2 separate regions of the Homo sapiens genome follow, and region 1 is linked to region 2. The links are chromatin contacts, found by Hi-C or POLR2A ChIA-PET in ENCODE. All regions are on one chromosome and are shown on one strand. Each heading gives the region's core, a stretch centred on a gene start or an enhancer-like site at or near the end of the contact. The rest is flanking DNA. Distances are from core to core; before and after follow the strand shown. Region 1 holds the start of AKAP19 (A-kinase anchoring protein 19). Region 2 has its middle 110 kb from the start of MSTN.

Evidence for each region. Hi-C counts contacts between places; a loop is a spot of excess contacts on that map. ChIA-PET counts read pairs that join two places held with the same protein, here RNA polymerase II (POLR2A). Pooled maps may share reads with other maps.
Region 1: a map with no recorded cell type shows a loop between it and region 2 (8-fold over the local background). The contact joins the promoter of AKAP19 here to the enhancer-like site in region 2. A Hi-C loop is called at or near these places in 6 of 37 single-sample maps with no recorded cell type and 2 of 50 pooled maps. POLR2A ChIA-PET finds 5 or more read pairs at or near these places in 1 of 52 experiments (Panc1).

Annotation. Positions count from the first base shown.
Region 1 is chr2:190,177,941-190,184,350 of GRCh38, reverse strand. AKAP19 (A-kinase anchoring protein 19) reads right to left here and starts at 3,488. Exons shown (of 2, transcript NM_001042519.2): 1 at 3,242-3,488. RefSeq lists an enhancer at 2,735-3,534 and silencers at 3,313-3,762, 4,033-4,132.
Region 2 is chr2:189,947,909-189,954,504 of GRCh38, reverse strand. It overlaps a transcript of AKAP19 not described here. Among named protein-coding and RNA genes, the nearest start is that of MSTN, 110 kb to the left of the region's middle. RefSeq lists an enhancer at 1,286-1,355. Within about 2 kb of position 1,709, at least 3 of the 41 ENCODE cell types and tissues checked have a DNase peak (open chromatin) inside an H3K27ac peak, as active enhancers do.

The DNA of each region.
Region 1 (6,410 bases), core at 2,239-4,738, 230 kb before region 2:
ACTACAAACTTGCAGTAGTGTTTGGGCCAGTGTTTTGTTGGGCCAATGCAGTGTTGAAACTGTTCTGAATTAGAATATTTCTAAGCTAGGCATTCACTCTTTGGGTCACATATCTGTTACTCCCTCCCATTCAGCTTCACTAATTTATGTTACCTTCAGCCCCTTGTGAAACACTCTTAATTTCACAACTTTTAACTTACAAGGAATAAATTCATTCTTAAAATACAAGGCTCTTCCCATGTGAGATACTGATTAGAGTTATTTACTACTGCCAAAACTTTTAACATTATAACACCATGAGTGGTTCTACTTCTCAACCACCGACTTAGTGCATGTTGTGCATAGTATACTTACTATATGGAAAGTATAGTAAGAAAGGCTCATTTTAAAATTCTCAAATCCAAGGATAGATAGCGTATTCTAATGAGAAAGAAAACAAAACTGCTCAGCAACATTTTGCTCCCTTAAAAGCAAATGATTTTCAAGCTGGAAAGTATGGAAACCTCACTAAGAGAGAACTAAGGTGCAAGCAGAAGAGGTCATTTTAAAATAGTCCATGCCTTCACATTCTGGTGAATTATATTCCAGGGTACCAAAAGAACCTGCAGATGTCAGCACAGAACTATTCTGACAACCTCTATAAAAACATGGAGAAGAAGGGCAGTCTCAAGAGACTAGAGATTCAAACAGAACTTTTTTCCCCCAGTGTTTTTATTTTTAATATTCAAAATTAAAAGAAAGAATTAGAATTCCTAGACTTTACAGACTAATAGTTTGACATCTATCTCTGGCAAAATTCGAAACTTAAACATTAAACAAGGAAAAATGAGGGGTGGAGGAAAAGACTGCGGATTTCTAGGAACTAACAATTTGCTAAGAATCATTCATTTTTAAACTAATGTTATTTACTTTTGTGGTAGATCAGGGAATATGCAAGATCTTTACTTTTCAGCAAGACATTTTTCTCATAATGTCCTTATGGAGAAGACTGCTCTATGGACTAGAATAGTTTGATAAGAAAGGGCTGAGTCCAGCGAATTCATTAGTTCAAGCAAAATCTACTGAAGGCCAACTAGATTTCCAGCCATTATCGTACTTGGCACTTTCAATACTTTGAATTTTAACAACCACCCTGAAAGGCAGATGTTACCTCATTTTATTGATACTGAAGTTTCTCAAGGTCACAAAGCTAATAGGTATCAGGGCCAGACTCCAAAACCAGCCTCCAAAAATCCAGGACCATTCCTACTGTGCCACAGGTTTCTAGAGGTACCACGGTCACAGTAAAAGGACTTGTCCTATCTATTATCAGTGACTTGAATGTCTGGTGAATAAACTCAGCAAATGTGTAGGTGACACAAAACTGAAAAGTAGAATTAACATGATGAATGACATAAGATTAAAACGTCTATCTAACAAACTGCAAACCATACAGAGGCTTTAAGTAATACAAGCCAAGAGAAAAAAGAAATTCAGATTCAAGAAATGCTTAACTGCATAATTTAAAAATTAATAAAGCCTACCTTTATTTTTGTCTCCTTTGCTTGACAGCAAAGCACACGGGGTATGGAGGTGAGGTTTTTAGTCAACTTCTGAGTATTTACTACAAATGCCAATTAAGCAATAGATTATTTTATTTGAAGATGGCAGCTCATTGCACCCTGCACTGTTTGGGTTAAACTGACTTATTGAATTCAATTTTGGGCTAAGGATCTTTAGCACAGAGAGGGGTCTTAGGTAAGGAAGGAAACATAAAAACTAGTATTTATTGAAGATAACTAACATTTACTGACTCCTAGGCACCTCTACTAAGTACTTTATTAATATTATTAATTTAATCCTCACAGTAACCCTAGGGTTAGACAAAGTATATTATTCCCATTTTACAGATGAGAAACTGAGGCTCAGGGATCTGAAAGGCTGTCAAGCAAAGGAGACAAAAATATTATTTTGTATCACTTTAGACCTTTCATTTCTTAACTATTTTTGGGTCATGGACCCTTTTCAGACTGACTAAAGTTTCAGATCCTTTTTGCAGAAAAATCTTGTTTCTAAGTTCACAGTTGGAGCGCTATTGGCCAGGTAGGACTAATGAGAAACAGGTACTGCTTCCTAAGTGATTGTCAGTTCAGCGTAAACAAGGCCTTGCTAACAACAGAAAAGGAGGAACCCGTCAAAATGTAATGAGCTTCCTGTCACTGAAGTGTTCAATCAAAATGTGGCTGGCCTGTCAGGAGTGCTACAGAGGAGATAATAAAATGGATTGGAGGTTGGTCTACAATTTTAAAGCATCCTTTTGTTACAACATTGTGTGGACCTAAATAAGTAATGATTATAATTTTTGTTTAATGGCAAAACAAAATTAAAAACTGAAATTATTCTTCCAGACCATTCTGCTTGAAAGCAGAATGCCTAAATAATGTTATTTGCCATCTATTTATGATAGCCATGTTAGGTGTTTGAAAACAGCCTCATCCAAAGGGAAAAAGGAATAGCCAACTGTTGATCTTGGTTTGATTTATACTTTGTCATAATAAAAGTAGATTCCCTATTCCTCCGAATTCTTATCTAAAAATTTCCCTGAGAGAGCTGCCACATACACTAGATCCTAAAAAGATGGTCTTTGATAAGAACATTTACTAGTTTACAATTTTATGTTAACCTAATTCCCTAAAGGATAGGGGAAGGGCTGGTGTCAGACCAGAGACAAGAGAGACAACTCCAATTGTTCCGCTTTGCTTCTTTGACCCCTTAACTCATGGCTAAAGGATCTTACCCGTCTACTCCTCTTAATTTCTTATTTGCATCATTTCACCTCAATATTCAGCCTCCCACAGCTCCAAAGAGCACGAGAGCTAATACTTTGCTCATGATATGCCATTCAGAGCACAAGCCTGACAGCTTGGCATATCAATGCAATGTTCACGGGCAAATCTCTTACCTGAAAATCTTCACTCACTCTTCAGGTAGGCAGCAGGGTGGAATTGCAACTCATAATGAGATACCTTTCACTGGGAAGCCCAGAACAAAATTGAAGGGGTAGGGGCTAACTCTTCTCGATTAGGGGACGGAGATGTGAGGCTCTATCCACGGCAGCTGGCTGAGAACGGTCTCGTTTAATTAAAGCCTCCTGTAACTCATGGGTTTCTGCCATTGAAAAATCTAAAAGGCACAGCTGACAAGCAAAGACCGACAGACACCCGCCCTTCACCAGTCACCCACCTCCCAGATGTTCACTTACACAACACGTTGCCCGGCAGCTGCGCGCCCATGGCACGTCCGGACAGCCGTGGGGTCCCGGAGGCAGCCTGCGCTCAGGCCCGGGGCGGGTCTCCGAAGCTCCCGGAGCAGCCCTGTCGTGGGAGGGGGGCTTGCTGGCGTCTGGGCGGGCGGCAGCTGAGGCCGGGCGGGGGCAAAGTGCAGTCCAGCTGCCAGGGCAGCGGCGCCGCCTTCTCGCCGGCGCCCGGCTCAGCCAAGTGGCAGCATGTGGAGGACGGGGCGTCCTTCGGCGGCGCCCGGGCTCCCGGCCCCTCCTCCTGCCGTCGCCGCCGCGCCCGCCGCGCGCTCCTCGCGGGTTCGCGGCCCGCACCTGGCCTCCAGATGGCCGCCCAAGGGCGCTCGGCTCCAGGGCGCGCCCTCTGGGAGCGACCCACGAACTTCGGGTGGCAGAGGGTTGCCTCGATACTTCCTCAGGCGCAGGGTCCGAGGCAGGGGCGGGCGGAGCGGAGCTGGGCTGCCAGCCGGTTGGTCTGGGCCACCGCCCTCACGCCCCCCGCAACTACCAAGCAGCTGCCGGCGCCGCAGCGGGAACAGACCCGCAAAGGTCAATGAAAGCAGAAGCCAGCGAGGCATCGCAGAGGTCAATGAAAGTAAGAGCCAGCGAGGCATTTCGCTGGCCCTGCCCCTGGTCTCGGCCCCCTGGGCTGCGAACTCTCCTGAGCTCCGCCCTGGTGAGAGGGGGCGCTGCCCTCCAAGGCCTCTCCCCCGCGGGGCCTGCCTTGGGACAACAGGTGCTGGGCCGGGGCACTGAGCCCGCCTGCAGGGGGCCCCGCAGCCTGGCCGCGGCCTTCCCAGCTAAGGGTTCTGCGCTTGGGCCGGGCAGAGCTGCCAGACCTGCTTTGACCTGAAACCCCACTCTCGCAGAGCTAGGCCAGGGATTCCGCCCTTCCCACCTCGTTTGCACCATGAGTATGCAGAGCAAAAGTGTTGGAAGTACTTAAACATTTAAAGGACATATCCATTTTATACTTTTCCATACAGAAATACTCAAGAACATTTTCCAAGCGTGTTTCTCTTTCAAACAAAGTATCTCTAAAGGCCATTTTCTCACTCTTTAAAGCATTGAATACCACTGCCTCAAAACATGGCCATTATTGAGTTACACTTCCCCGCACAGTCCATGTGATGCCTGCATCTGCCCAGCATGATTTCTAGCAATAGTAAAAGTCCCAAGAGAACTACAAAAGAACCATTATTTTCCTTGTGTTCTACAACGGATTAGTCAATGCGAAATTCATGCTTGAAGGGACCTTAGTGATAATTTTGACTCCACATTACAGATGAGGACACAGAGGCCCAGAGTTCAGCAGTACAACGAAAGAGAGTGGAACTTAAAAAACTAACAATCTATAAACTGAGACTTAGCTCTTTGAAGGTACATTATAGTAAAAAATAAACCTAGATTGCAGAAGAGTTGAGAAGTTTAAGTTACACAAAAATCTATCCCAGAATCTCAGATTTTAAATGAATCAAGCATTCTTATTTTTATCCAGGCTTAAATTAGCTAAGGTTATATACAAACCCAGTGGCCCAGAAATGTAATTTTTCTTCATGCTAGTATGATTAATGGGATTGGAGTTGGTACATCCTGACAATCATAGAATGTAAGTATACCTATATTAATTGATTTTTCTGATAAGTATCATTTTTTTTTTCTTTTTTTTGAGATGGAGTCTTGCTCTTGTCGCCCAGGCTGGAGTGCAATGGCGCAATCTTGGCTCACTGCAACCCCCACCTCCCAGGTTCAAGCGATTCTCCTGCCTCAGCTCCTGAGTGGCTGAGATTACAGGCGCCTGCCACCATGCCAGGCTAATTTTTGTATTTTTAGTAGAGACAGGGTTTCACCATGTTTGCCAGGCTGATCCCGAACCCCAGACCTCAGGTGATCCATCCGCCTTGGCTTCCCAAAGTGCTGGGATTACAGGTGTGAGCCACCGCACCCAGCCAGTATCAATTTTAATGTATACAAATTGATTATACTTACATAAAACAAATTATTCAGTTCTACATATTTCAGGCACACCATGCTAAATAATTATGCTCAAATGCAAGGTTCCACTTTTAGGCCTAGTTCTTCACTTAAGTTATGTAATTTTCTTGTGCTCTTCCTTCCCCAGCTTTAAACTTCTATCAACCTAGTGCTGGAATCATCCTTAGGAGACCCCTGGGTTCCACACTGAGGGGATGGCGTCAGTTCTTGATGTGATCTAGGCAGAGGAGACACTTAGAAATTTGTGTTTTTTACTTCCCAGTTACCAGGTCAGAAGGAAAGAAAAAGTGGGTGAGAGTCTCTGGCCTCCATCAGAAGAGAAACCCATAAACTTGAAAATTTCTTTCACTCAGTTTGAGAACAAATTGGACCAGCCTTTGGTCTACAGATGAAGCGGGCCATGAGGGAGCGAGGCCTACACACCGAGCCAAGCTGCTCCTGCCAGGCTGGAGCCTGACCCTTCCTTCGCCATCATAGGGCTGGCCAAGCTGGTGGGGGAGACCCAGGTCAGGTCTGGCAGGGATGACTAAGGGAGGACCTAGCCCGTGGCCTCTGCCATCTGCCCGGCTGCCCTCATGGGTGTGCACTGGAGAGAGTAGAGCAGGAGGGACAAGCCTGGGGCTGGTGGGGAGACCGCACCACCACCCTTCTGTGAGTGGCCCTCTCTGCTCTCCTCTCTGTGGGGCCTCTCTCAGGTCCAGGCCAGTGTGAACAGGTACTTGCAGGTTGGGCCTGGAAAATAGCCTTGACTTCTCTCCTCAGGACTGCAGGCCATGCTTCTGGTCAAGATGGTGCCATGTAAGACTTGGAGGGAAGATGCGTCGAGGGAACTTGGCGCCCTCTGCCCCTGGGATTCGGGAAAGCTGGCTCTCCTCCCAGCTGCCCAGCCTAGAACTGGGAGTCAGGGCATAGCATTTCTGCCCCTCTGTCCTCACCTGGGCTTGAACAAGGATAGAGGCAACAGGAACCAAGAACTCCTCAAACTGGTGGTGGCAGAGACAAACTGCAGGATTTTGAAAGTGCTGAGATAACTTTTTAAAAGCTGGGGAATGAAGTGAAAGGGGTGACGAAGGACCCAGCGATGGCCTGAGGTGAATGTGGTTAGGGTGAGGGGCCGTAGCAAGTGTTTAGTGGTTTTGTT
Region 2 (6,596 bases), core at 460-2,959:
GCATTCCATTAATGGAACACTAGGCATATTAATGTGTATGTATTTGTAAGACTTCTTATATAAACATGTCACCAAACCAGAAGAAGTTTGGTCATATCACATGTTCTGATCTTATCATATGTTCTGATCTTATCATATGTTCTGATCTTTTCATTTGCAAAATATAGTTACCATAAATTTAAGTAAACAGTGTGTGTACATATGCAAATTTATCATAATGCCACTTAGAATCTATTGTGTAAGGATGTGGATGCATTAAACAATTTTCTTATGAGAAAATAGCTGTTTTCTTATAATCTGATAAAGTAGGTGTGCCACTTGTTTATACCAACAGGGTAAGAAAAAAGACTTGCGGAATGTTTCTTTGAGAAATACCTGATCTGGATTGTATCTCTTTCCTTCTCTTTCTCCTTCTCTTGCCTTCCCACTGACAGGGATTCCCCAACCTTGATGTTCATTTTACTACTACATCTTCACTTGACCTGTCTGGCTCAACATACATCCTCATCTCTTTCAACTATCAGCTTGACTTCTTTTCTCTCTGACAATGTTTTCATGTTGGCAATACCCTTGCAGGCTTCATTCATTCATTCAATCAATATCATAAACAATAAACAAACAAAAGATGCAGCTTAGTGGTTAAGAGGTGGACTCCAATGCCAGACAGCTTAAGTTTGTATCTTGGTTCTACCAGCTGTTAGCCATTAGAACTTGGGAAAATCACTTAACTTACGTGCATCAATTTCCTCATCTGTAAAAATGAGGTGATATTGATACTGTACTAACAATATCACCTCATAGATTGTTGGGAGAAATGAATGAATCAATATATCTAAAAGTCTTTGTTTTTTTTTTTTTTTTTTTTTTTTTGAGATGGAGTTTCACTCTTGTCACCCAGGCTGGAGTGCAATGGTGCAATCTGGGCTCACTGCAACTTCCGCCTCCAAGGTTCAAGAGATTCTCCTGCCTCAGCCTCCTGAGTAGCTGGGATTACAGGCATGCACCACCATGCCTGGCTAATTTTGTATTTTCAGCAGAGACAGGGTTTCACCATGTTGGCCAGGCTGGTCTCAAACTCCTGACCTAGGTGATCTGCCCATCTTGGCCTCCCAAAGTGCTGGGATTACAGGTGTGAGCCACCATGCCCGGCCTATATCTAAAAGTCTTATAACAGTGCTCAATATGTACTAAGAATCATATAACTGTCAGCTGATTTTATTATTAATCTTATTATTATCATTATTTGAGCACCTATATGCCAACCACTCTACTACATATTCGGATTATATTAGTGAACTCGACGGACAAGGCCTTGAGTAAAGCCCTTTTAGATGCAGCCTGTCCCCACTTTCCCTATTGCAGACTTGTAAGTGGGCCCTGAACAAAAATCTGGCCAGGGATGTTATCACATTTAACAATAGGCACCAAAATTACTAAACCAGCAAGAAAAGACACAATCCCTACAACTGGCATAGATAACAAAAGCCACCTGACCTCCTATTTTTAATTTCTGTTGATATTACCATAATCTTGTTCTGTTTTGTTTAACTCTAGTTCTCACTTCCCCCTTTCCATCACTACAGTCTGCAATTTTCAAGTCCTAAATGAGTGTAACTGAAAGTAACTTATTTACAAAGAAGATTCATGATCATTATAGTTATATAAGAACCAATTCATTAAATAGCCAAAATAAAAAGGAAACACCCTCAGACTATACATTCAAAGTTATCGAAGATGTGATCAAAAAATAAGTAGAAGTTCTTAAAAGGATACGTCACATGTAATTCTCCTACAGTTGCACACAGTAAGTGCAGTAGAAGTATCCTGTTTCAAAATGATCATAAAAGCAACTGTAACAGAATATTTTTAGATATTGAAACGTTGATCTTTTTACTCCCCATTGTTAACTTTCTTTTACCATTTCTCCTAATTTATAAATATTGTTCTCATATAGGAGAACAGATAAAACCTAAAATAAAAGAGCTAAATTCTTGCTTAGAATTCCAAAATAAGATCTTCATAATATGACTTCTATTTCTAAGATCTAGGTACTCATTCAAGGAGAAAAAAAAAATGATATGATTTTGTTTCAGTTCCAAAAAGGTCTGGTTTGGAAGACTGGAAGCTCAAGCTGTGTGAAGTACCATTGACCAGCTTAAGGCAGGAGACGAAATAAGCCCCTTTCTTGTATAGGGGAGGAAAAACTTTCTTCTACCCTCTTAGGTTCTGTGGCTGGGCCTGAGAATTAAACTAACATAAGACAGAGTAACAGGGAAAAAGCATACAAGTTTTATTTAATATTTTTACATGCATGGGAGCCCTCATAAGGAAAATGAATGTCTGAAAAAGCAGTTAGGCTCAAAAGTGTGTATACCTTTTAAAACAAAGAATGATAAATTGTGAGGATACAAGACAAAGGGTATTAGGCTAGGGGCAGTACATTGTGAGGCAGTGACCAGGAAATATATGGGGGAAACCAGTGGAAGATAAGGATTGTTTTCAGTTTGTGTAGTTTGTTTGTTTAGTTCTCTTTTGGCAGTAACTCCCAGTCTCCAGTGTTAAGAATGTTCTTCTATTCCTGGTTCAGGAAGAACACTTTTCTCATGGGAAATTTTATAACCTGCTTTTAGATAAGAACATTTGAGAGGTCACAGAGTTCTTCCTGCATTTGCTATTTCTCGAGTGCCTTCAGCTCAAAATAATTCTTATGCCAGAGTGACATATTTTGGGGTGGCATATTCTGATCTCCTATACTTGCCTTCAGCAAATGCTATTCTAAAACGAAGATGAGCTAAATGATTCTCTAACTTTAGACTTTTAGGTATTGGAAGAGTGAAGAAATATTTTTAGGACAATGAAAATAGGTAATGGCTATTGTGTTGACCCATACCTCTACTTCCTTATTTGAAAGCTTTAGATTTGGCTTTCAAAGTACTTAAAGCATTTACCAACTGATGAAAGGGAAGAAAACAGTGCCACAAAGATACTGAAGAGGAAGATTCAGCTGGGCGCAGTGGCTTACATCTATAATCCCAGCACTTTGGAAGGCCAAGGTGGGCGGATTACTTGGTGTCAGGAGTTCGAGACCAGCCCTGGCCAACATGGTGAAACCCCGTCTCTACCAAAAATACAAAAATTAGCCGGGTGCGCTGGCACATGCCTGTAATCCCAGCTACTTGGGAGGCTGAGGCAGGAGTATTGCTTGAACCTGGGAGGTGGAGGTTGCAGTGAGCCAAGATCGCATCATTGCACTCCAGCCTGGGGGAAGATGCAAGACTCTGTCTCAAAAAAAAAAAAAAAAAAAAAAAAAGGAGGATTCAGAGAACTAAACTAAGGTTTCTTCTATTGAAGTAGAGGGAAAAAACCTAATACTGGTACTAGGAAGTCTGATTTGATTGTCACAACAGAATGGTGGAAGAGGTCTGAGGTAATACCTCCAAACCCAACCCCAAAACTTCCCTTATCTCCAGGAAAGTGCAGAAACGATCCAGAAAAATTCCCCATATTCTGCTACTACCCCCACCCCAACCCTCCAGGCATGAAAGAAAGTTGAAAATTAAGTCAGTACACTAGCCAGGGATTTATTCTAATAACAGGGATAGAGAGCCAAATGGCAAAGGTTGGTAAGTGGGCAGCCCTAAACCAAGAAGGGACCTAGTTAACAGGAGGAAATAGTTGAGATCTCAATCCTTTTCTCAATGGCAGGACAAGATGTAAAGTCTTTGGGGGAACTTAAGTCATTAGTGGGAAGAAAAGTAATGTAAAATAGAGGAGAACTCTATGTATTTATATACATAGGCAATATACTTATCTCTCATATCTACATGTCTTGGAATATTTGTTTATGTAGTGTGATGACTTTAGAAAATATAAACAAAGGCTAGCTTTTAAAAGTAATAATTAAGATGTAAATTGTTGCTCTTTGGTGGTCTTCCTTAATCTTTTTCAGACCCTGAAGGCTTTCTACCATTAGCCCCTCTCTTACTTTCAGCAAAGGTGACACTAAAGACTAAGATAAGCCTGGTCTGAAGGTAGAGACTTATCCTAATCCTAATTGACTCTTCACAATCAGTTAACAGATTGAACTCCTTATTCTTCTCTTGCTCCCATGTTCACTACTGCACCTAAGGTTCATTACCTAACCTTAAAAAAAAAAACAAAAAAAAAAAACAAAAAAGGCTGGGCGCCATGGCTCACGCCTGTACTCCCAGCACTTTGGGAGGCTGAGGCAGGCGGATCATCTGAGGTTAGGAGTTCGAGACCAGCCTGGCCAACATGGTGAAACCCCATCTCTACTAAAAATACAAAAATTAGCCGGGCATCATGGCAGGCACCTGTAATCCCAGCTACTTGGGATGCTGAGGCAGGAGAATCACTTGAATCTGGGAGATGGAAGTTGCAGTGAGCTGAGATCTTGCCATTGCACTCCAGCCTGGGGACAAGAGCGAGACTTCATCTCAAAAAAAAAAAAAAAAACCCAAAACCAAAAAACTAAGATAACATGATTGATTCTGTAACTTTAGACTTTCAAACCTTGGAAGAGTTACATTTCAGGACACTTAAAAGTAGGTAACAGGCCAGGCGTGGTGGCTCACGTCTGTAATCCCAGCACTTTGGGAGGTCGAGGCAGGTAGATCACGAGGTCAAGAGATTGACACCATCCTGGACAACATGGTGAAACCCCATCTCTACTAAAAGTACAAAAATTGGTTGGGCATGGTGGCATGCACCTGTAGTCCCAGCTACTCGTGAGGCTGAGGCAGGAGAATCACTTTAACCCGGGAGGCGGAGGTTGCAGTGAGCCGAGATTGTGCCACTGCACTCCAGCCTGGTGAGAGTGAGACTCATCTCTAAAAAAAAAAAAAAAAAAAAAGAAAGAAAAAGTAGGTAACAACTATTGGGTTTACCTATGCATACATAATTGACCCTTGAATAACACAGATTTGAACTGTGTAGATCCACTTATATCTGGATTTCTTTTTTCCTTTTTTTTTTTCTTTTTTTGAGACAGAGACTCTGTCACCCAGGCTGGAGTGCAGTAGCCTGATCCCAGCTCACTGTAACCTCAGCCTCCTGAGTAGCTTGGATTACAGGTGCCCGCCACTGTGCCTGGCTAATAGAGATGAGGTTTCACCATCTTGGTCAGGCTAGTTTTGAACTCCTGACCTCGTGATCCACTCGCCTTGGCCTCCCAAAGTGCTGGGATTACAGGTGTGAGCCATCGCGCCCGGCTTTTTTTCTCAATAAAAACAGTCAGCACTCCACATCTACGGGTTCTGCATCTGCAACTGAAGGCAGATGGAAAATGAGGTATTTGTCTGATGTGAAACCCGCAGATACTGAGGGCCGGCTTTTTGTATACTTGGTTTTCACAGGATTGTGGGACTTGAGTATGCAAAGATTTTGCTGTCTGCTGGGAGGTGGGGGATGCCCTGGAACCAATCCTCATTGTGAATACTGAGGGACAACTGTATTTTCCTACTTCCTAGATTAGGCCTTCAAAGTACTTTAAGCGTTTAGCAAAGGATTAAGAGTTAAATGTAAAATAAAACCACATAAGAACTAGAAAAACAAAACAAAAATCACAAAAGAACTTAAAAAAAAAAGTTTAAATACCTACATAATCTTGAGGTGAAAGGTCTTTCTAAGCTGAATACCAAAACATATAAATAAGAAAAAAAAATGATTTTACTAAATAAAAATTGAAAATTTGTATGACAGGAAAAAAGTACCACAAATAAGTGTCACAGGACTTTGTTATGTATACGCTATATATATGTTGACATGTTATGTATGTCTGACATAAAAGAACACTTAAAAATAAGCTAAAAAATTAAGACCCTAATAGAAAAAGTCATAAGGCAATTGATAAAGTGGCGCTATAAGTTTAATGTAGTAACATAGACAGACATGGTCCTACCATGTTTATGGGGGTGGATGTACATACATTGTTAAAAAATAGAGCCTAGAAGAGACAGACTGAAATGTTCACAGTGGGTAATGCAGGGGAGCAAAACTGTGGGTAATTTTTATTTTGTTCTCCAAATTGCCTGAAGTTTTTCAGGGAGGTACACGTTACTGTACTAAGGAAAAAACTATTTTTTAAAAAGCTAAGTGTAAAAATTAAATGCAAAAAAAACAGGCATATGTCCTCTAAGCTAAACAGAGACAAAGAAAATTATTCTTCTCATCTGAATCTCATTTTCAGAATCTGTAACAAGGCTTGGTAAAAATGATTTTTAATATTTGTGAATTAATTTTTTGACCCTCTAAGAAGTTAAAATGAATTAATTTCTTTCTTATTAACTTTCAGAATACCATTTGCTAGTACATGAAGAATGCTATACATTTTTAATTCTCCCAACATATAGAAATTAAGTCAACATTAATAAAGTAATTAGTACACTGCCTACAATGTACTTACCGCTGTGATAAGTCTCACAGGAGGTAAACAAATGTACTTATTATACGTTAAATATTTCATGATTCAAATTTTCCACCAAGTTAGACTGGCATAGCCCAACACTGATGATGAATTTGGTAAAGCTGTTTGTCAAGAATCTTAGTAACATAAACCTATTGCTTCAAATTTCCAT